2 separate regions of the Homo sapiens genome follow, and region 2 is linked to region 1. Evidence: read pairs that join two places in POLR2A ChIA-PET (ENCODE). Cell type or tissue: OCI-LY7. All regions are shown on one strand. Each heading gives the region's core, and the rest is flanking DNA. Links, peaks and the distances in the headings are about the cores only.

Region 1 (10,095 bases), core at 863-8,862:
GTAGCACAAGGTGCTTATCCAGCCACATGGTTCCTCGGTTGACAGTCTTTGATTTTGTGCTCGGTTGCAAATTAAGTCCTTTGCTGAGCCGTCCATGCAGTGCCCGTCAGTACTTTATTGCTCATTAATATAGGCTGTTGAACAACTTCTGAGTTACTGCCAGGGAAGCTGGGGACACACTCAGATGTTTGGTGTCCTCGGCCCATCGGGGTGGAGTGTACTGCAACGAGGTTTGGTGTTGTTATTCCCCTTTTATCTTATTGGAATAATGACCAGGAAGGATTTTTTTCTGGTATCTTTTAAGAAGGAGCAGAACCTTTCTGTGGTTGACGAGGCTAAGCCTGACAAGTCACAAATAGGACTATTAGAGCTAAGTGTCCTCAGCTAGATAGCAAAGATGTTAATGCCATATTGTGGGCATGGTTCTAGGGAAATGTCCGCAGACAGGAGGCCTTCAAATGTCTTGGGGTAACTCTACTTTTAGAGGCACCCAGTAGACACCAAACAAATCTTGGCTGGATGGTTGGATGAACAAACAGATGGACAGATGGCTGAGGATGGATGGATGGATGGATGGATGGATGGATGGATGGATGGATGGATGGGTGGATGGATGGATGCATGCATGCATGCATAGATGGATGGATAGATAGATGGTTGGATAGATGAATGAATGGACAGATGGATGGACGGATGGACAGATGAGTGGGTCAGGAGTCTGGGGATGAGGCAACACAGCCCTTAGGAATGCATCCAAGATTCAGGCACCCTGAAGATCTCTGCTTTGCTCAGCTTAAACTCTAAGTGGAAGAAGTGTTTTACTTTCTTCAGTAGTTGTACCCTGTCTCCTTCCAAGTGATTTGAAGGTATCTGGCGGATTGCACGCAAGGTGAAACAAGGTATTTAAGGGCTGGGCATAGTGGCTCATGCCTGTGATCCTAACACTTTGGGAGGCCAAGGCGGGCAGATCTCTTGAGCCCAGGAGTTCAAGACCAGCCTAGGCAATATGGTAAAACCCCATCTCTACAAAACATAAAAAAAATTAGCCGGGCATGGTGGTGTGCACCTGTAGTCCCAACTACTTGGGAGGCTGAGGTGGGGGATCACCTGAGCCTAGGAAGTTGAGGCTGTGATTGTGCCACTGTGCTCCAGCCTGGGTGACAGAGTGAGAGCCTGTCTCAAAAAAAAAAATAAATAAAATAAAAATAAGGGTTGCATAAAGCATAGTCTGAAGAAAAGTGTAGCAACTCTCAGGCCCCTGGTTTAAACAGATTCTAACCCTTGCTCAATTTCTGCCACATGAAGCCAAACGGAGCACATTCCATCACGTCGAGCATGTTTTTTCCACAACAGAAGGCATGACAGTGCACTCGATGATTAGGGACATAGGGCTTTGAGTTCCACAGAGCTCAGTTCCAATCCTGGTCCTATCGCTTTCCAGCTGTGTGACCAGGGGCCTCAGTTTCTCACCTGCAAAGTAAGGGTCATACTACCCATCCCGTGGGGTCATTGCCAAGCCCCTGGAATGGTGCCTGGCACACAGTGTAGGCATTGAAGACATGGTGGCTTGTACTGTTATTACTACTATTAGTATACACGAATCCGACTAAGCTTCTTCCTGAAATTGCCCTCCAGCAGGGAATTTTCACGGAGGTTCTTGTATTAAGTGATTCAAGTGGCGTTGATAGACAGTTTCAGTCACAATTTTATTTAAAAATATATAGAAATGCAGTGCAGCTTGACAAATCTTCCATGCATGTGGATAAAGGTAGAGAATGCAGCATGGACTGGTGGAGACCGTGGAGCCTAGGCCGTCCACTGTTGTTGCAACGTGGGGTTCCCCCTTCCAACATTCAGAACTCTGCCCTGGGGTGCAATCGAGACCCTGGTTGTCTATGAAGAAATGGTATCTGACTTTGGGAATTTGCAGGGCTGTCATGTGGAAGGGAGAGAAGGTGATTCCATGGGGATCAAGAAGCAAGAAACACAACAAGGAGGTGGAAGGTAGAAGGCAGATTTCCACTGCACTTGAAAAAGAGCTTGCTATGGACTGAATGTGTCCACCCAAAATTCGCATATGGTGTTTGTTTGTTTGTTTGTTTGTTTGTAGAGACAGAGTCTCACTTAGTTGCCCAGGCTGGTCTTGAACTCCTGGCCTCAAATGATCCTCCCACCTCAGCCTCGCAAAGTGCTGGGATTACAAGTGGGAGCCACCATGCTCAGCCAACAAAAAGCGTATGTGAATCCCTGACCCCCAGTGTGATGGCATTGGAGATAAGGCTCTTGGGGAGTTGATTAGGTTTAAATGGGATCGTGAGGGTGGGGCCCCCATGATAGGATTAGCGTCCTTATAAGAAGAGACACCAGAGTGTGTGCTTCCTCTCTCTCTCTCCAGCAAGTGAGGACTCGGTGAGAAGGTGCCTTGGCTATAAGCCAGGAAGAGGACCCTCACCAGAACCTGATCATGCTGGCACCCTGACCTTGGACTTATAGTCTCCAGATCTAGGAGAAATAAACATCTGTTTAAGCTCCCCAGTCTATGGGATTTTGTTAGAGCAGCCTGACTAAGACAGAAGTTCATAAGCCTTAGGGCTGTTTAACAGACAGAGGCGGTCTCCAACTGCACATTTCCCTTTGAAAGCCCCATCATGCCTCATGTCAAACATATGAAAATACATCCACCTGCCACAGTAAACACATATTTGAACGTAACTGTAAGAGTGGAGTTGACACTGACCCTGAGAGCTGGGGCAGCTGGCTTGCTGAAAATACAGGTTTGGTGGCTGTCCCAGACCCACTGGATCAGAGTCCTGGAGAGGCCCTGGACTCTGCTTTTTTTTTTTTTTTTTGAGATGGAGTCTCACCCTGTCACCTGGGCTGGAGTGCAGTGGCGTGATCTCGGCTCACAGCAACCTCAACCTCCCAGGTTCAAGCAATTCTCCTGCCTCAGCCTGCCGGGTAGCTGGGATTACAGGAGCACACCACCATGCCCAGCCAAGTTTTGTATTTTTGCTAGAGACAGGGTTTCACCATATTGGCCAGGCTGGTCTCAAACTCCTGAGCTGAAGTGATCCTCCCGCCTTGGCCTCCCAAAGTGCTGGGAGATTACAGGCATGAGCCACCGCACTGGGCCTTCGACTCTGCATTTTAAACATCTCCTCAGAGGATCCCAGGCAAAGCCAAGTTTTCGAATAACTCATCTAAAGGAGCAGCTTCCAGGGCCTCGTCCCTCCCAGAGGCTTTGTTGCTCCATGACCGTCCCCTAGCCAGGCCTGTGCCACGCGCTTCACACGCATGATTGCACTTGGTCCTCTCTGTTGCCATCCCCACTTCACAGATGCAGACCTGGGGCGGGCATGAGGCAGGCTGGGACCTGGAGCCACTCTGCATGGCTGCCCAGCCCACAGACAGACCCAGCCCTCCTGCTGGACTCAGCCTCAGCCTCCCACTTTTAACGCAGTAAGCCTGAATCCGGGATCAGCCGCCTCTTTCCTTTTTAGCCTTGGGGCCAAACTGCAATTTAAAAGATGCCCGAGGTTTTATCAAGGTCTAGAGGCTTTTGGGGCAGTGGGAAGTTTGGTTTATTGCCAGGGCTTAAATCAGCCGGAGCAGGCCCGGCCACGACACTCTGGACACTCATAAAATCCCTCATTCCTGACCGCCCTGCACTTTCCTTCCCGGGCCCGCATTTAGCCCTGCACTGGCCCCCGACCTCAGTTGCAAGTCTTTAGTGTTTATCAGCTCTTTCAGGGCCTGAGGCTTGGAGGCAGCCAGCCAGAGTCCAAGTCCCCACCTGGCCACATGCTAGCTATTAACCTTGGGCACGTGACTTTAAGCTTCCGAGCCTTAGCCTCCTTGCCTCAGAGACAGGGCAGCTCATCTCTACCATGTGGGGTTATTGAGAGTTATTGACATGAAATGGGATAACTCACGAAAGCACCCAGGCTTGGGCCGGGCGTGGTGGCTCATGCCTGTAATCCCGGCACTTTGGGAGGCCAAGGTGGGCGGATCACTGGAGGCCAGGAGTTCGAGACCAGCCTGGCCAACATGGCAAAACCCTGTCTCTACTAAAAATACAAAAATTAGCCGGGCGTGGTGGCGGATGTCTGTAATCCCAGCTACTCAGGAGGCTGAGGCAGAAGAATTGCTTGAACCCAGGAGGTGGATGCAGTGAGCCAAAATTGTGCCACTGCACTCCAGCCTGGGCAACAGAGTGAGACTCCATCTTAAAAAAATAAAATACAGTTTAAAAAAAAAAAAAAGGGCACCCAGGCTGGCACCCAAGAAGGAGTCAGGACGTGTGAGCTGTTGATGTTATCATTGCTGCTGTCTTGGAACTCCATCTTTAGGATAACTTCTCCCCTCCACTCTCCCAGCTACTGGACTTTGGTCAAACTGCCCACATTTTTTTTTCTTTTTTCTTTGCACCACCCTAAGGCATCATTTCCTAGGACTTCTTTGAGGAGAGGAGGGGAAGAAGACAGAGTCGGTCTTCATAAAACCTCCCCATTGTCTTACTTTCCCCCTACCCCAAATGTGTTCACTGACGCCATGCACTTTCCCTTTCTGAGGGTAGCCAGTCAGGCTGTGTTTGTAGCATCTTGGTCCATTTCACCTGCACTTTTGCCAGAGTTCAGTTTGAATGAACCCTGAGTTTATCCCAGGAAATCATCTGATGCCATTTATGGGCAAGAACCTGCTGACGGCCCCATATCAGATGGCACCATGTCAGGTGGCTTTGGGTCTCCACCCCACCAACCTCGCTGGGGCCAGGGGATGGAGGCTGACAAGTGGGGACACTCAGAAACCAGAAGGAACCTGGGCAACATAGTGAGACCCTGTTTCTACAAAAAAAAAATTAAAAATTAGCTGCACGCCTGTAGTCCCAGCTACTTAGGAGGCTGGGGTAGGAGAATCACTTGAGACTGGGAGGTAGAGGCTGCATTGAGCCATAATTGTACCACTGCACCCCAGCCTGGGCAACAGAGTGAGACCCTGTCTCAAAAAAAAAAAAAAAAAAAAAAAGCTTCAAGGGAGATGTTGAGGAAGATGCTGCTCCCCAAATTCCTTCCCAAGCTGGTGGGATTCTCTCTAGATCATCGGAGATTTATTCTCCTGGAGATGAGCTAGAAGTCGGAAGAAGAAATTGGGGACCCCCCAAATTCCATCAACTCCCAAAATTCAACATGAGACTCTTGCTGCCTCTAGAAATTAGAAAGATGTAACTGATGCCCAAACCAGCTGTCTTACTCATCGATTCTGGTGATTTTCAACAAAAAACCGAAATATTTTTGCATATAATCAGGGAGAAGAACCTTCTAGATTAGACAGAAAAGCCTCTGGAGCTGGAAGGATGAAGGGGGCAGCCAGGCTGGGGGTTCCCAGGTTGTAGGACTGGTCCTGTTGGAAGTGTCAGCTTCGGTCATCCCTTCACTGTTGGCCTCTGCAGGCCCCACCACAGACACTCCCAGACTCTGAGTGCTGCTCTAGGAACTTGGCCGCTATTCCCCCATCACTCCCCACATACATGAACACCTCCTTTCCTTTTGTCTCTGCCTCAGAACTTCAGCTCTGGCTATTTGTGGCTTGCCAGTATTTGAGCAGCAATGTCACCTCACGAGCAGGTGCCTAAAAATTCTATACCTCTGAGGTGCCAGATTATGTAAAACCAATTAAGCTCCTGCTTTGTTTGTTTGTTTGTTTTTTCAGACAGAGTCTTGCTCTGTCACCCAGGCTGGAGTGTAGTGGCACAATCTCTGCTCACTACAACCTCCACCTCCGTGGCTCAAGCGATTCTTCTGCCTCAGCCCCACCGAGTAGCTGTGATTACAGGTGCCTGCCATCACGCCTGGCTAATTTTTGCATTTTTAGTAGAAACAGAGTTTCACCATATTGACCAGGCTGGTCTCAAACTCCTGACCTCAGGTGATCCACCCGCCTCAGCCTCCCAAAGTGCTGGGATTGCAGGCATGAGCCACTGTGCCCGGCCAAGCTCCTGCTTTCATCCCTGTAGCAAGTCAGCTCGTCGGCATACTGATCCATGTAGAATGGGGGGTATCTGTATTTACAGAGGAAGTGTCAACTCCATCAGGGCCTCTGAATCATTCTTCCCATTGCCCTATTTCCGCATGTGACACATTCCATTCCTGCACTTGGTGCCCTACACAGTGACGTAAGATGATTCTTATTCCGATGCAAGGAAGCGACAGGATTCTTAAAATACATCACTGGTGCAGAGACCCTTGGGAGGGGCCGTAGATCTGGCATCTGTCCTTCCTGGGTTCGGATACACCTTTGTGGGGGTCGGCCCATCTTCATTTTAACTGGACAAGCCTTGTGGAGAGGCAGAGGCGGCAGGGTGGACAGGCTAGAAGCCCGCTTGGGGGGTGTAGCAGAGAGTTAACTTTCCAGCCAGCTATGATTTGTAAGAGAGCTTAAAGGTGGGAAAGAAAATCCTTTTCTTAGATTCAGCAGCTTTCACTAATCAGCTGCATCTCTGGGTGTCACTGCTTGGCTGGCTGCTGAGATATATTTTTTTCCCTCCATCTCCTGTTCTATTAGGGAGCCAGGGGCCCAGGAGACCCGAAGCAGGGTTAGTCTTCCACGAACAGAGGAGTCTGATCCCAGCGTTCAGAGCACAAAAGCTTGTAAATCAAACTGTTAGCTTAATAGCTTGGGCCATTATTCTAAAGCAGTGGGGCTGAAACCAAAAGCCAAATGAAAATATAGTCAATTTGTTCATACTTTAGTGACTGAACGACTATGTAATGTTGGTGGGTATTGGAAGTGTACAGAGACAAGGACTGTGGGGGGAGGGGCGGATGTTCCGAGGGTGGGGGCGGGAGGGGAATGTGGAGACCCCCCCGCCAGCCAACAGATGCTTGGGCAAGCCCCCTTCTAAAATGGATGTTGGGTCTCTAATTATAACATAGATTTTATAATAAAGATCCAGGCTCCGGAAGTCAGCAGGCCTCGCTGCTGGGGCACAGCCCTGACCTTCATGCCTGAGGGAAGCTGAATATGCAAAACCGGACTTGGCCAGCAGCGTGCGAGCGTTTGGTGAGACATCAGGAAGAACTGAGCTCAAAGCTGGAGGTCGAACACTGGGATGAACACCTGGGGAAGAACTCAGGATCTCCATCTTTTAAAAACATTTAAAAAAATAGCCTTACTGGTTTTGGAAAAGCTGCATCTACTCATTGAAAAAAATGCAAACCATATAGAAAAGAGCATCAGAGAAAGGAAAATCAGCTTCACCCCCCACCCCCCCGCCCCAAAGATCACCACTGCTACCATTTGTGGGGCCCTCCTGCCGAATGTCTGTAGGCATTGTGCAGACGCTCAGAGATGCTCGGGTGCTTCTCTCCAGGCGGGGCCCGTGGCATGGACTCTTTTGCCCAACAATATGTTATTAAAGTGTCAATAAGTACAGATCAAAGCCGTGGTTTTCAAGGTCTCCTAACGTGTACTTGAGCCATCTCTTCATCAGTGGCATCCAGTCTTTCGCCATTGTCATCGGCCATAAGCTTTTGGGGGCACTCACTCTCCATCTTTGGGCAGAAGGATGTACCGTCTGCTTTGTGTGGCTGTGCATGAGTGGCTGGTTGAGAACCGGAGGAAGCGCTGTTAGCCAGGGCCCCAGGGAGGGCTGCCTGGGCAAGTGGGGGTGTCTGGACCCTGCCTGGAGAGCCCTGAGGAAGTTTCTGCAAAAGGCAAGGAAACAGGGTGGGCCGGCCCACGCAGGGTTATGTTTAATGGGGCTATTGTTATGGGAGTGGCTTCCGCCCTTCAAGCAAGGTTGGTGTCTCTGGACCATTTCAGGCTGTGGACACGGCGCACCTGGGGACACCTGAGGACACCTAGGGCAGAGCTTCTCCAGACTTCCCGGCCCAGGAGCCCAGCTGTGCAGCTGCCTGTGTGTCGGTCTGTCTGTCCATGTCACCCCAAGCCAGCGGCCAGCAGCCCAACGGTGGCAGTCACACCCGAGTCTGGCCTGTTCGCCAGCATAGCATCAGTGCGGGGAACAGGGCCCAGCATGAAGGCGCATGTGGAAAAGATTTGTGAATGAGCAGGGGAATGAATGAATGAATGATCTCCACAGCCATCCTCATGGAGCTGCCACTTATAGGCAGTTAACATGGGCCAGGCGTTCTGCTGAGCGTGGTGCACACATATTCTCTCTGGATCCTCCCAGCAGCCTAGCCAGGGGAGCATTTGTTAGCCCATTTTATGGAAGAGGAAGTGGGTCACAGACAGGTAAAGCCACCTGACAGGTAGGTGTGGCAGGGTCACCACTTGACCCCGTCTGGCTGTCCCTGGAGTCATGCGTGCACACAGATGTACCACATTACTCCTTGCTGGCCTTGCTGTCTGCCCTGGAGACCTAGAACACCCGGCCAAAGGGCAGGGGAGCGTCTCTATCCCCCACAGGGCACAGAGGGCATCAGCCCCAGCCCAGCGGCTCCTCCATTCAGGGATGGGAGAAAATGAGTTCATGTCCCATCCCCAAAATGGGCACCTGAGAAGGATCTGAGCTGCTCCCCCTGCTGGCTCACCCTGGGTTTGGGGTCTGCACCTCCAAGGGCCCCCATCCCCTCCCACATGGCTCCTGGGCCAGTGAACTGGGGATCACAGAATCTTGGATTGGAAGGAACGCTCAAGAACTAGTCCCACCCACTCATTGTCAGCTGAGGAAACAGAGGTCTGGAGAGAGAGCCCAGGCATAACTGTCCTGGTAGGAGGGCCCCTCGCCAGCTGCTGGCAGAACCCCCTTCTGGGCCCCAGCCACCAGGGGCAGTTGCTGGTGGCACAGACCAGAAAGAAGACATCTCTGTACTGCCCTGCCTGGAGGGAATGCACAGTGGGGGATGTGTCCTCTTCCCTCTTTGGTCCCTCTCCTCTCTCGACCCTGTAAGTGGCCCGGGTCATCCAGCGCGGGGGTCTCGGCAGCCCCTCTGGCAGGGCAGCCCCCTCGTGGCTGGCGGTGTCGGTGCAGCAGCCGCGCCCTGCCTGCTGCTTTTCAGTGTGAAAGGTGTTTAATTATTTCTGACAGAGTTCAGCGTCGACATCTGCTCGTGAGCGGGGAGAGTCCATTTAGGTTATCCATCACCGTGACAGGCTCAACTTTTCTGGAAGCGCTTTTCCCTTCATAATGGGGCCGGGGTGGGGGCAGCAGATCAGCGGCAAAGCCAGGCGCAGACAAAGGCCCTCCCGGGGCTTCACACGTGACAGACACCACAGACAGCAGCTCCGCCTAGGGGGAGTGGCCCTGGCCACCCGCCCGGACCCCTGAGTCCAGGCCCAGTTGGTGGCTGCCGGGATGGTGGGTGCTTGGTTTGGGAAGGGGAGAAAGGGGAGGCTCAGCAGGTCTGTAACAGACTTTTAAATTCTTCTGTCACTCTGGGCTGTACTGGCGGTTCAGTCTTTCATCCCCTCATTCATTCATTCCACAGATGTTTACTGATCCCCTACTCTGTGCCAGGCACCCTGCTGGCCTCTGGGGACAAGGTGTGGAACTGACAGGCACGGTCCTGGGGGGCTCACATTTTACTGAGCAAGATGAAAAAAATTGCCCAGTTAATTAATTGCAGAGTTAAGTGCCGTGAAGGGGAAGAAAGGATCCCTTGGTGGTGAGAATGGGGACCTGTGGGTGGGGCCTGGAGGTGAGGGAAGGGGTCCTCGGGAGGCCCTGGGGCTAGGAAACCCCAGATTGGACCCAGACTCCACTTCTCACCTCTCCAAGCCTCAGTTTCCATGTCAGTAGAATGGGGGCATGATATCTATGAGATGAGACCTGCTCAGCGCCGGGTGCATTCTAAGGGCTCGGTAAATACTTTTTGTTGGTGTTACTTCCTGACAAGGAGGCGACTGCGTGTGACACCCATAACGGCAGCACTCTGTGTGTCTAAGGGTCTCTGCTGGGTTGGACAGGGTGGCATCCAGGGATGAACCCGGCACAATTCCCCATTTCCCTTGGCCCCAGGTTTCTGGCAAGTAGGATAGGGAGACAGCCTGCAGCTTTAACTCCCAGCATCCTGCGAATACCCTCGGAAAGGAGGCGAACACTCAGTATATGCTGTGGCTTGCATGTTGATT
Region 2 (10,095 bases), core at 998-8,997, 72 kb before region 1:
GGCATTACTCTTTTCTTTCTGCTTCAAGATTTGACTCCAAATTCTTGCATTTCTTTTATTTTTGTGTTTTTCCTCTTTTTTTCTCAAGAAAAAAGTGATGAATAGAAGCAAATCAGACCAAGAAAAAGATGGGACTGGGCTCTGTTTTCACCTTCCCTCGGGGTGCCAGGCACAAATGAGAGGCGAGTTCAATACCCATGCATTGCTCTCTCCTATGAAAAATAGATTTCCCATGAAGTCAGGGCACTCTCCCTCTGACTCCTGCCCTTTCAGAGCATGCTCTGCCTCCTCTGGTTGACTCTTTGCTGCTGTAAAAAGGCTTCACTCATCCATAGGGCTGTGAGTTGGCAGCAGAGAGAGGATGCTGAGGGGTGAGGGCTGGGGGTGTGCAGGGAGATGACACATTTCAGGTAAATCGCTGTCAGAGACGTGGCATTTTCATTCATAGCCTTGTCAGAGTAACCTTTGGGTGAAAGGGGGAGAATTGTCTTCTCCCACCTAAGAGGTTGCCATTCATGTTTTAATTTGCTGTTACATTTTCAAAAAAAAAAAAGAGCATACAACAAAATCATTTGTCTTCTTATGATCTGTTTCCCCCTCAGAACTCCTTCTTCTCTTTCTGTTTCTCTTTCTCCCTGGGAAGTATCCTTTCAGCAGCTCACGTTTCTTCCTTCATCTCTGACACGCAAGTCTCTCTTTGCTCCCTACATTCAAATGCTGTGGCCTTGCAGTTGATTGGATGAAGCGGAGGCTTTCCAGACTCCACTGCTAGGCAGGTCTGACTGTTGTGTTCTGGCTCCTTGTGGCTTCTGTTCCTGAGTGAAGCCCAAGCTCTTGTCTCAGTGCTTGGCACACAGCTCCGGCTTCGTTAGAGATCCTTTGGTCTTCACCCATCAGTAATTAAGAGATGGGGGAGTGAAGCTCCTCCAGGGTAGAAGAAGAAAGGCCAGTGCTGCTGGGACAGGGCTTTGTGCCCTCGTTACCCTCACAGGGGTGTTTACCCCACAGTGGAGGATGTTTGGCCACCCTTTTCTTCCTTTTTTTTTTTTTTTTCCTCTTCAGTATAAACTAAAGAGACCAAAATGCTTCTATTTCATCATCATCTGCTCAAATCAAGGGAGTGGATCAGTGAGTGGGCACACTTATTTGGTATTCAAGATTTATTAAGAAATAATGACATAATCTCTATTAAGGAAATTCTAAATGTAGCCTATTTTAAATTCATCAGAGAGGAAAGAAATTGTCAGGAATATCATCCTGTCCCTTTAATATCATAGAGGTCCCCTTCTCAATTCCTAAGGGTTTAGGAAAATATTTCCTTTCCTAGGAAGGTGTCACTTCTACTTCATGTCTAATTAGCTCAAGAATAGGCCAGTTTTGTGCATCAAGGTCTTGGGTGTTTTTGAAAGAGCAAAAAGTTACCTTGCTGTGCCCTTCCTTTTACAGCGTTTCTGAGATTAAGATGGAAGATATTTTGTGTGTTCTGACAAGAGATGATTGTTTTAAAGGGAAACGATGGGGAGCCCAGGTGAGTTTTGTTATTTATTGTGCTCGCTGCCAACAGATGTGACTCACTTGATTTGGGGTAGTAGAGACTTTGTGTATGGGTTACTTCCTCTGTCAAGCAATACATTTATTTTAAGAACCATGAACATTAGATGAGGCCAAATCTTGATTGTTTTTTTTTTTTCCTCGTCTTTGCTTCTGGATGCGTTTGCCACTCTCATCTAGCGAGTGGGCTACGGTCCATTCTGGAAGCCTGCCAGACAGCAGCAGGCTCCCCAGAAAGGAGGTCCAGGCCAGAATGAGTCTGGAGGCAGTGCCACACGCTCAGCCCCGGTGGTCCCTGTCCAGATTCTCAGCAAGGACGGCTGCCTAGACCTGCCTATCCCAGACAGCATGGAAGAAATAAGTATCTCTGTGTCTCCTTTCAGACACAGTTAGTTCATCCATTTTTTAATGTGTGTGTGCTATCCACAGAGGAAGAGTAAAGTTGAGATCATTAAGAAGAAAAATTTTTATTATCCATGCAGTTCCATATGGAGATTCTGAGCAGGTGCAGGCAGCCCTGGACACCCTTTCCTGCTCCTTCTCTTAAGGCTGCACCCGACTAGACCATTATTCCCTCACCCCACCCCACCCCCTTACTCAGTATTCCCGTGTGTGGGTGCAGTGTTGCTGTATGTAATTTTGTCTATGAGATATTAATCACTTGAATATTTTACATTTGTTTTTGTATGCCTGAGGATGAACTGGAAAATCAGGGCCAGATAGATCAAGCTTAAGAGTTTCTTTCATGCTTTAGCATGTGCCTGTATTTGGATCATTATTCTCCCTGAGCAGGGAGGGACCCCGTTTCACTGAGCCTGACTTAAATTCTCTTGTTTTAGAGAGCATCTAAGGAAATGTATGTAATACCAGGAGAGGAGATAGCCATAGCCTCTATTAGCAAAGTGTGTGTTCCCAACCTAGGACTGTGCTACACTCTTTATGTGCACGGTCCCATTTAATCTTATAGCAATCCGAGAAGTTGGTGATGGCCCCAATTTATAGATGAGGAAACTGAGACTTAGAGAGGTAAAGGAACTTTCACAGGGGCACACTAATATGCTTTAGTCATTCTGGGATTTGAAGTCTTAACTTCAAAGCACATATATTTAACTGTATACCAATATGCCTTTATTAGTATTAACTAAACCAAGATAATTGAGTCTTTTTCTAAATAAGGAAATGTTAGTCATATTTAGAGGTGAAATTTGATCAACCACAGCAAAGATCCCTGTGAACAATAAAAGCTGTTAAAGACTCCATTGGTCATCAGGTTACTTTAAGCAAGTCAGTACTTCATATAAGACTCGTAAGCCTCTGGACCACCCTTTATTAAGTTTGTTATTAGGGGTGTTGACCTGTGACCAGACAGATCTTCATTGGTCTTGGCACACTTCCGTTCTTTTGGAACTATCATAAATTCTAGTTAAGGGGCTTTTTTGGTTTCTTCTTTTTTTTTTTTTTTTTTTTTTTTTTTGAGACGGAGTCTCGCTCTGTCGCCCATGCTGGAGTGCAATGGCGCGATCTTGGCTCACTGCAACCCCTGCCTCCCAGGTTCGAGTGATTCTTCTGCCTCAGCCTCTTGAGCAGCTGGGACTACAGGCACATGCCACCACGCCCAGCTAATTTTTTCGTATTTTTAGTAGAGACAGGGTTTCACCATGTTGGTCAGGCTGGTCTCGAACTCCTGACCCCATGATTCACCCGCCTTGGTCTCCCAAAGTGCTGGGATTACAGGTGTGAGCCACCGTAGCCGGCCTTTTGGTTTCTTTTTTAATGTTCCCCCAGATACTTCATTATGGCTCCAGGGCAGCTCTGTGGGATCAGCAGGGAGCAGATGTGGATCTGTTGGAGGAGGCAGTGTAGCAGAGTGGCTAAGAGCATGGCCTTAGGGTCATGTTCCTCATCTGTCACCAGTGTGTGACCTTGGGCAGGGACTGGACCTCTCTAAGCCTTAGTTTCTTTTCGGAGAGGCAGTGTAGCAGAGTGGCTAAGAGCACGCCTCAGGGTCACGTTCCTCATCTGTCACCAGCCTGTGATCGGACCTTTCTTTTTTCTTTTTTCTTTTTTTTTTCTTTTTTTTTTTTTTTTTGAGATGGAGTCTCGCTCTATCGCCAGGCTGGAGTACAGTGGCACGATCTTGGCTCACTACAACCTCTGCCTCCCAGGTTCAAGCAGTTCTGCCTCAGCCTCCCAAGTAGCTGGGAATACAGGCGCATGCCACCATGCCCACCTAATTTTCGTATTTTTAGTAGAGACGGGGTTTCACTATGTTGGCCAGGATGGTCTCAATCTCTTGACTTTGTGATCCGCCCGCCTCAGCCTCCCAAAGTGCTGGGATTACAGGCATGAGCCACTGCACCCGGCCTGGACTGGACCTTTCTAAGCCTCAGTTTCTTCGCACGTAAAGTTGAGATAAAATAGTGTTCTTTTAAGGACGTCAGAGGATTGTGTGGGAAATAGTCCTGGAGTCCCAAGTATAAAACATAGGACCAAAGGGCTTTTTTTTTTTTTGAGATGGAGTCTTGCTGTGTCTCCCAGGCTGGAATGCACTGGCGTGACCTCAGCTTATTGCAACCTCTGCCTCCTGGGTTCCACCGATTCTCCTGCCTCAGCCTCCCAAGTAGCTCGATTACAGACACACACCACCATGCCCGGCTAACTTTTGTATTTTTAGTAGAGACGGGGTTTCACCATCTTGGCCAGGCTGGCCTCAAACTCCTGACCTCAGGTGATCTGCCCATCTTGGCCTCCCAAAGTGCTGGGATTACAAGCATGAGCCACCACACGCGGCCCAAAGGGCATTTTTTATTATTACTGTAACTATCAGGATTATTTGTAGTCATACAAGTTAGTAGCAGATGTGGAATTAAAGCCCAGACTCAGGGACATGAATCCCAGTGCCCTTTTTTGCTGTATCATAATAAGTGGAACATTAGCATCTGCCAGCTCTCTAGAAATAAAGGCAAGTAGTACAATTACACAATGAGATAGTAAGTTTGATCAAACGTCGTCTCAGGTATACTCTTTCTGGGCCTGGCATTGGTGTCAGTCTTTATCCCCGAGTGCAGATCATTTCTCTCCAGGGAGTTGATCACTGTGTGTCTGCGCAACGCAGGGAAGCTGTAGAAGGGCAGGAAGCCTCTCCTGAAGGACACGTCCCCAGAGAAGGAGCGGAGCAGCTGCATCTCCCTCCACTCTGTCAGCAACAAGCTACAGTCGTTTTTTTTTGGTAGCATCTGCCCTTCTGTGGCCTTGCAGCATAAATTCTTCTCCTTAAGACTTTCCCTGGCTTGAGGCCAGCCTCAAGGACTTCCTGAGACTTGAGGAGTGGCTCTAACTTCATGAGTAAGAGCCAGGTCCCAGATAGATATGAGTTTGAGTTTGAATCCTTGCTTCCCAGCTGTTAGCTCTGCAATCTCAGGCAGATTATCTTCTCCCCAGTCTCAGTTTTCCCATCTGTAAAACATACAATTGCTGTGAGATTTAAATAAAACGAGGTATAAAGTGCCCTGTAGAGTTCCAGACCTCATAGATTCTTAGGTCTAGAAACTCTGTCTCATGATCTCAGCCCCAGCTCCTACCTTGATAGACAGTAGTGAATGCTTGGATATTTTTAAGGTTTGGTGATTTTTTTTTTTTTTTTTTTTAAGAAAAGCTGAGTAAGTTTGGGCTTTCATGATATAACTGGTTAACTTAGAAAGCTAAATTAACCATCCTACGTTGTAGGTGTCATGTTGGTGAAGACCTGGCTTGCTGAGCCAAGTTTAACTTGAATTCAGAGGAAAAAGAAAAACTAAACTAAATTGACTGTGTTACTAATTATCACATAGATATACACAACCCGAGAGAGTATTTTATGTGTGATTCATGTCAGTAGTAAGAAGAATAAAGTAGATGCTGGATACAACTTTTAAATCTGTTATGCGTAAGAAATAACGTGTGTCTTAATTGCTGTCCTCAATTTGAGCAGTTCTCTAGCATGTGAACTAATGCCAGGCATGTAAATGTGGGTTCAGTAGCTAGGCCTTTCGTTCAGATAGCCAGACACCTCATTACAGTGCCCCTCTCCTTCACCCAGCGTGATTGAAGCCCATGGTAAATGTCCCTTTGGCACATACATTTTTGGGCTTCTGTGAACAGAAAGAAAGCGAGTGAAGCATCTGTAAAATGTATATTTCATATTTAGGTATATAAAACATATATAGCTATGTCTGGGTGTGTGAATGTTCACCTACCTACAAAGAGAATAAATTTGATCTTTCAACTTTACTGGGAAGCACTCAGAAGGTTCTAGGGACCATGGGGGTAAAACTCAGCTTGGCAATAAAGTGATTAAAACAAAACCCTTCCATTTTGCTTAAAAATACCTTGGAAGTTGGCAATATCAAGGTGCAGGCTTTCACAAAAACCTCCCACCTTTGCTATTACTTTTTATAATAAAAATAGTCCAGCCTATTTATCTTAGACTCATCTGTTGCTTCTTGATAGGTGTGAAATCTTCATCATCAAAGTATACACACACCCAACCATGTTTTTCCTACAAGCGTTTTTGTCCTGTGAAATATACCTGTAAACTTATCCCAACAAAGGAGCCGTTGCTGGCATTGCGAGATCTTAAAATAAGTTCAGAGCCCCCTGCTCATCCTTTCTGATGGCCTGTGTTTTCCAAGATCAGTAGGATGTTAGAGACAAAGGTGCATTGCGTGCGGATGGATGGTTGGAAATGTGTTTTTCTAAACTACCCATGGTCCACTAGTTGAAGTTAGCTTCATTAACCAGTACTGACTCTGTGTCTTGGAGGGTGGGAGAGCCAGCCCTGCCAGGTATCCATGTGCCCTCAGGGGTTTGACCCGCTCTCATTATAGGAGCATTTTACCTGTCGGGGGCTGAGATGGTGCTGCATAACTCTGCCCCCCTCTGTCTTCAGTTTAAATTTAGACTGTCCTCCCCAGAAGACAACTGAAAAATACCTCATTCATTCTCAAGAGGGGCAATTTTAAAATAAGGTATTTCTGGAAGCAGGGGTTAGGGAGGAGTAAGATTTTTTTTTTCCTAAGTATTGTATATATTTTTTTCTGCCATTAACTTTTTCTTATATTTTACTAAAACTGACCTTATCATTTCAAACCTGTGAACCTAGTTCTATCCTGTTTTTTTTTTCCCTACGTATTTCGCTTGTATACACACTCACATTATATATATGTAATTTTTTTTTTTTTTGGTTGGGAAGAAAAGATGCCTCATTTTGAAACCTAAAGGGGGGAATAAGAAAAGCCCTTTGTAATATATTGCCATATTATCACTAAATCCCCTGACAGTTGTGACACAGAAGCAAGTCACCTGTCACTTAAGCTTGAGGTCTCTTTAATTTTCTCCTGGAATTCGCACCAGGCTGTCTTTAATTTGAGGCCTTTATTGGAATTCTGAAACCTCTCTGCCTCCCTGGCTCTCAGATCTATTCTGAGAGCTGTTACAGAATGTATACAATAACCAACAGAGGGATTCGGAGAGGGCTGGAGCTCTGTTTATTTAACACTCTAGAGGGATTTTTGTGCTTATTCGGTCCTGGCTGCCCGGCTTTCAATATTGCTTTGACAACCATTCTGCCCTTCTCATTAATTTTAAACAGTTAAAACACAAGAAAAAGAGGAAAAAGTTTTCATTATTAAAGTGCTTTACTTTTTAATAACAGAGGATTCTGTCCGCCAGGGGAAAGGGCATCCTCGCTAATTTCACATTCATATTAAAAAAAAAAAAAAACACAGGGAAGGTGACAGTTGCGCTGCTGAGGTGGCTTAACGAAAGGAGGGCAGCAAAAAAAAGTTTGCATTTCACATCAGTTAAGAGGGTAAAAAAAAAAAAATCCTTGTTAATGACAATAGCAAATGTCCACTTTGGTAACACGGCTCCTGAGTGACTCTTCTCCTGACATTTTAGCGGATAGAACCCTTAGGGGGACCTTGTATTGAACTGTGAAATCAGCGAGACTGTCATCAACCAAACAGGTAGCAGGAATGATTTGACTAAACTAAAAACATTTTCACGTTGTTAAGTCTCTTAATATAGAGATGAACGTCGATCCAGAGAATGAGGCTTTTTCTTTCCTCCCCTTTGTTCTTCCTCTGTCAGCCTTAAAGGTGAAAGAGAGGCTCAGGGAGTCTTAGTGAGGCCAGATGCAGGCGCTCATACACCGTCCTCTACAAGGTTAAGCAGCACGACCCGGTCTCACTCTGGATTTTCCCCGGGGGTTCACACCAGGGTGGCAGGTGGAAGTAGAGGCACTAGCACCACTCAAGTGATCAGTGTCACTTGGCAGGTTGGCCTCATTGGGTGGAAGAATCTGTGTTCTCTTGATTTCACATTCAGTAGAAAGCACTCATGTTTGTTTTACGATATTGGAGACAAAAGCCACTAGTTTTTAGCGGGGATATTTAAAAAGGAAATTTTTTTCTCTGGTACTGTTAAAGGATGAAAAGAAAATAATTGTCTATTTTATTAACATTTTCCATCTGTAGGCTCTTTGCATGCACACAGATGCTACTTCTTACACAGGGACGATTTGCTGCAAAGATCCAGGCAGTCTTTGAGTGTGTTGTCCTGGAACAGCCCACTCACTCCTTAATAGGTTCCTGGCCACAGTGGCCATGGGCTGGAGGAATAAATTTGAAACACTAGAAGTCTGAACCGCTCTAGGCACTGAGGAAGCCTGCTCTGAAATTCAAGGATGGGGTAACTTTTAAAAGCAGAATGTTAGGCAGGTCACTGTGGAGTGCTCATGAAGAGAAATTGTCGGTGTTCCACTGATGCGCGTGAGGGAAAGGTGAAGATTCCTAGGAGATCCAAGACCCATTTGAAAACAGCTCATGTTCAGTGATGTTTTAAATGTCTGAATTGGACTTGGAAAATTCCAAAGTGTCTCCAATGGTCTTTGATTTTGAACATGCATGGTAAGAGGTCAGGAAGAAAAGTAAGTAAATAAGTAAACAGACCTGATGTTCTCTCTCATAAAGCCACCCTCATCCTTACTTGACTTTGACATCTCTATAGCTCCCTTTTTTCCTAGTAATATTGAAAGGATTACCCTTGTTGGCCCTAGGTGGTTACTGTGTGATTTTACTGTTATTAAATCTATTATAAACTGCTTCATTATTCCTGACCTTGACTCTATCTCTCCTTTAATCCTTCCGTCGCCCTCTCAGAAATCCCATGCTGTTGGCCCCCAGGAAATCCGAGAGCGAGCCACAGTCTTGCAGACGGTATTTGAAGATTACGTGCACTCCAGTGAGAGGAGGGTCTCCTGGGCAAAGAAAGGTCAGTCGATTTCCTAGGTGCTTGCGCAGTGGATAGCCCAGCAGAGTGCTCTCCCCCACCTTCACCCACATACCCCCAAACCGGTTGAGAGGCCAACATGGAGGTCCCTGCTCACCAGCCAAAGCCTTCAATCTCCATAATTCTGCAGGGTTTGGAAGCAGGCACGGAAGGCTTTAAAGTGATATTAAATGTTAATTTCATCCTTCCCCATGTTTTGCACAAATGAGGCTTTATCTTGGCTTATATCGGGACTAGAGTTTTGACCCAACAACTTGGATCTTAAGGATCTGTTTTCCTCTTTCTTTGAAAACCAGATAGAAGACATGTGACACGTTAGTAGAAATAGTTGTAGAGATGGAAATTAGAGATGAAGGCCAGAGCTGGAAATATTAGACCTAAGCAGTTCCTATTTGAAGGCACAAAGAAAAACGAGAAAGAACAGTACTGAGGAAGAGCCATAGACCATGAACCCAATTCCTAGGAAATTTATGAAAGAGAGAGGTGTTGACTTAATATTCAGACCCTTTGTTGGATAAGTTGGCTCCTGGGATCACCATACATTAGATGTAGACTTCACAGTTCACGTTGAGTAATAAGCAGTGTATGGCTGAAGGGGGTTTGTAATCACTGGTACTTTTTATCATGGGATGTCTTGGCCAGAGACTGACCATGTCTAATGAGACTTACTCCATGCTGGAGTATGCACAGGGTTTTTTTGTTAGTTGCCTGCTATTTTGAGAAGAGTGCCAGGCTGGCTTACCAATATCGGAACACTGTAGCATCCTTTCTTTTTATAAATAGAAATGCTTTAAAAACCATTCATTTGACAAATATTTATCAAATCGGGCACTATTCTGAGTGCTTGGAATGCATGCGAGATCAAAACAAAAATCCTTGCTTTGTGAAGCCAACATGTTAGTGGGGTGCAGGGGCAGCAGACAGTGAACATAATAAACATAACAGATTAGTCCATTTAAAGGTGACAAGAGCTATGGAATAAGTAGAAGGAGATGGGGGAGGTGAAGGGGTGACATAGCAGAGTGCATTTTTAATGGGGTCAGAGTGAGCCTCATTGTGTAGGTGATACTTGAGCAAAAACCTGAAGTGGGATGAGCCCCGTGGCTCTCTAAAGGAAGGGCATTCTGGGCAGTGGGAGCTGGTGCAGACGAGCTCGAGGAAGGCAGTGTGGGTGGAAAGGGGGTGCTGGCCAAGGCAGAATCACGTAGGACTTTG

The links. Peaks named below come from ENCODE experiments on the same cell type or tissue, not always from the same donor. Only the 100,000 strongest peaks of a DNase experiment are listed, where the experiment ranks them.
Region 2: POLR2A ChIA-PET joins it to region 1 with 10 read pairs; 3 of 35 experiments call an interaction of 5 or more read pairs at or near these places.

What each region holds. Positions count from the first base shown.
Region 1 is chr9:132,545,450-132,555,544 of GRCh38, reverse strand. All of the region lies in intron 5 of CFAP77 (cilia and flagella associated protein 77), which reads right to left. Among named protein-coding and RNA genes, the nearest start is that of BARHL1, 32 kb to the left of the region's middle. In OCI-LY7, for the core only: a CTCF peak has its summit at 8,726; DNase peaks (open chromatin) are centred at 5,804, 6,994, 8,544 and 8,774; H3K4me3 peaks cover 1,904 bases; H3K27ac peaks cover 3,761 bases.
Region 2 is chr9:132,617,097-132,627,191 of GRCh38, reverse strand. It overlaps DDX31 (DEAD-box helicase 31), which reads left to right. Exons shown (of 20, transcript NM_022779.9): 17 at 1,447-1,528; 18 at 8,751-8,862. Among named protein-coding and RNA genes, the nearest start is that of BARHL1, 40 kb to the right of the region's middle. In OCI-LY7, for the core only: no CTCF peak of the experiment used is centred there; no DNase peak of the experiment used is centred there.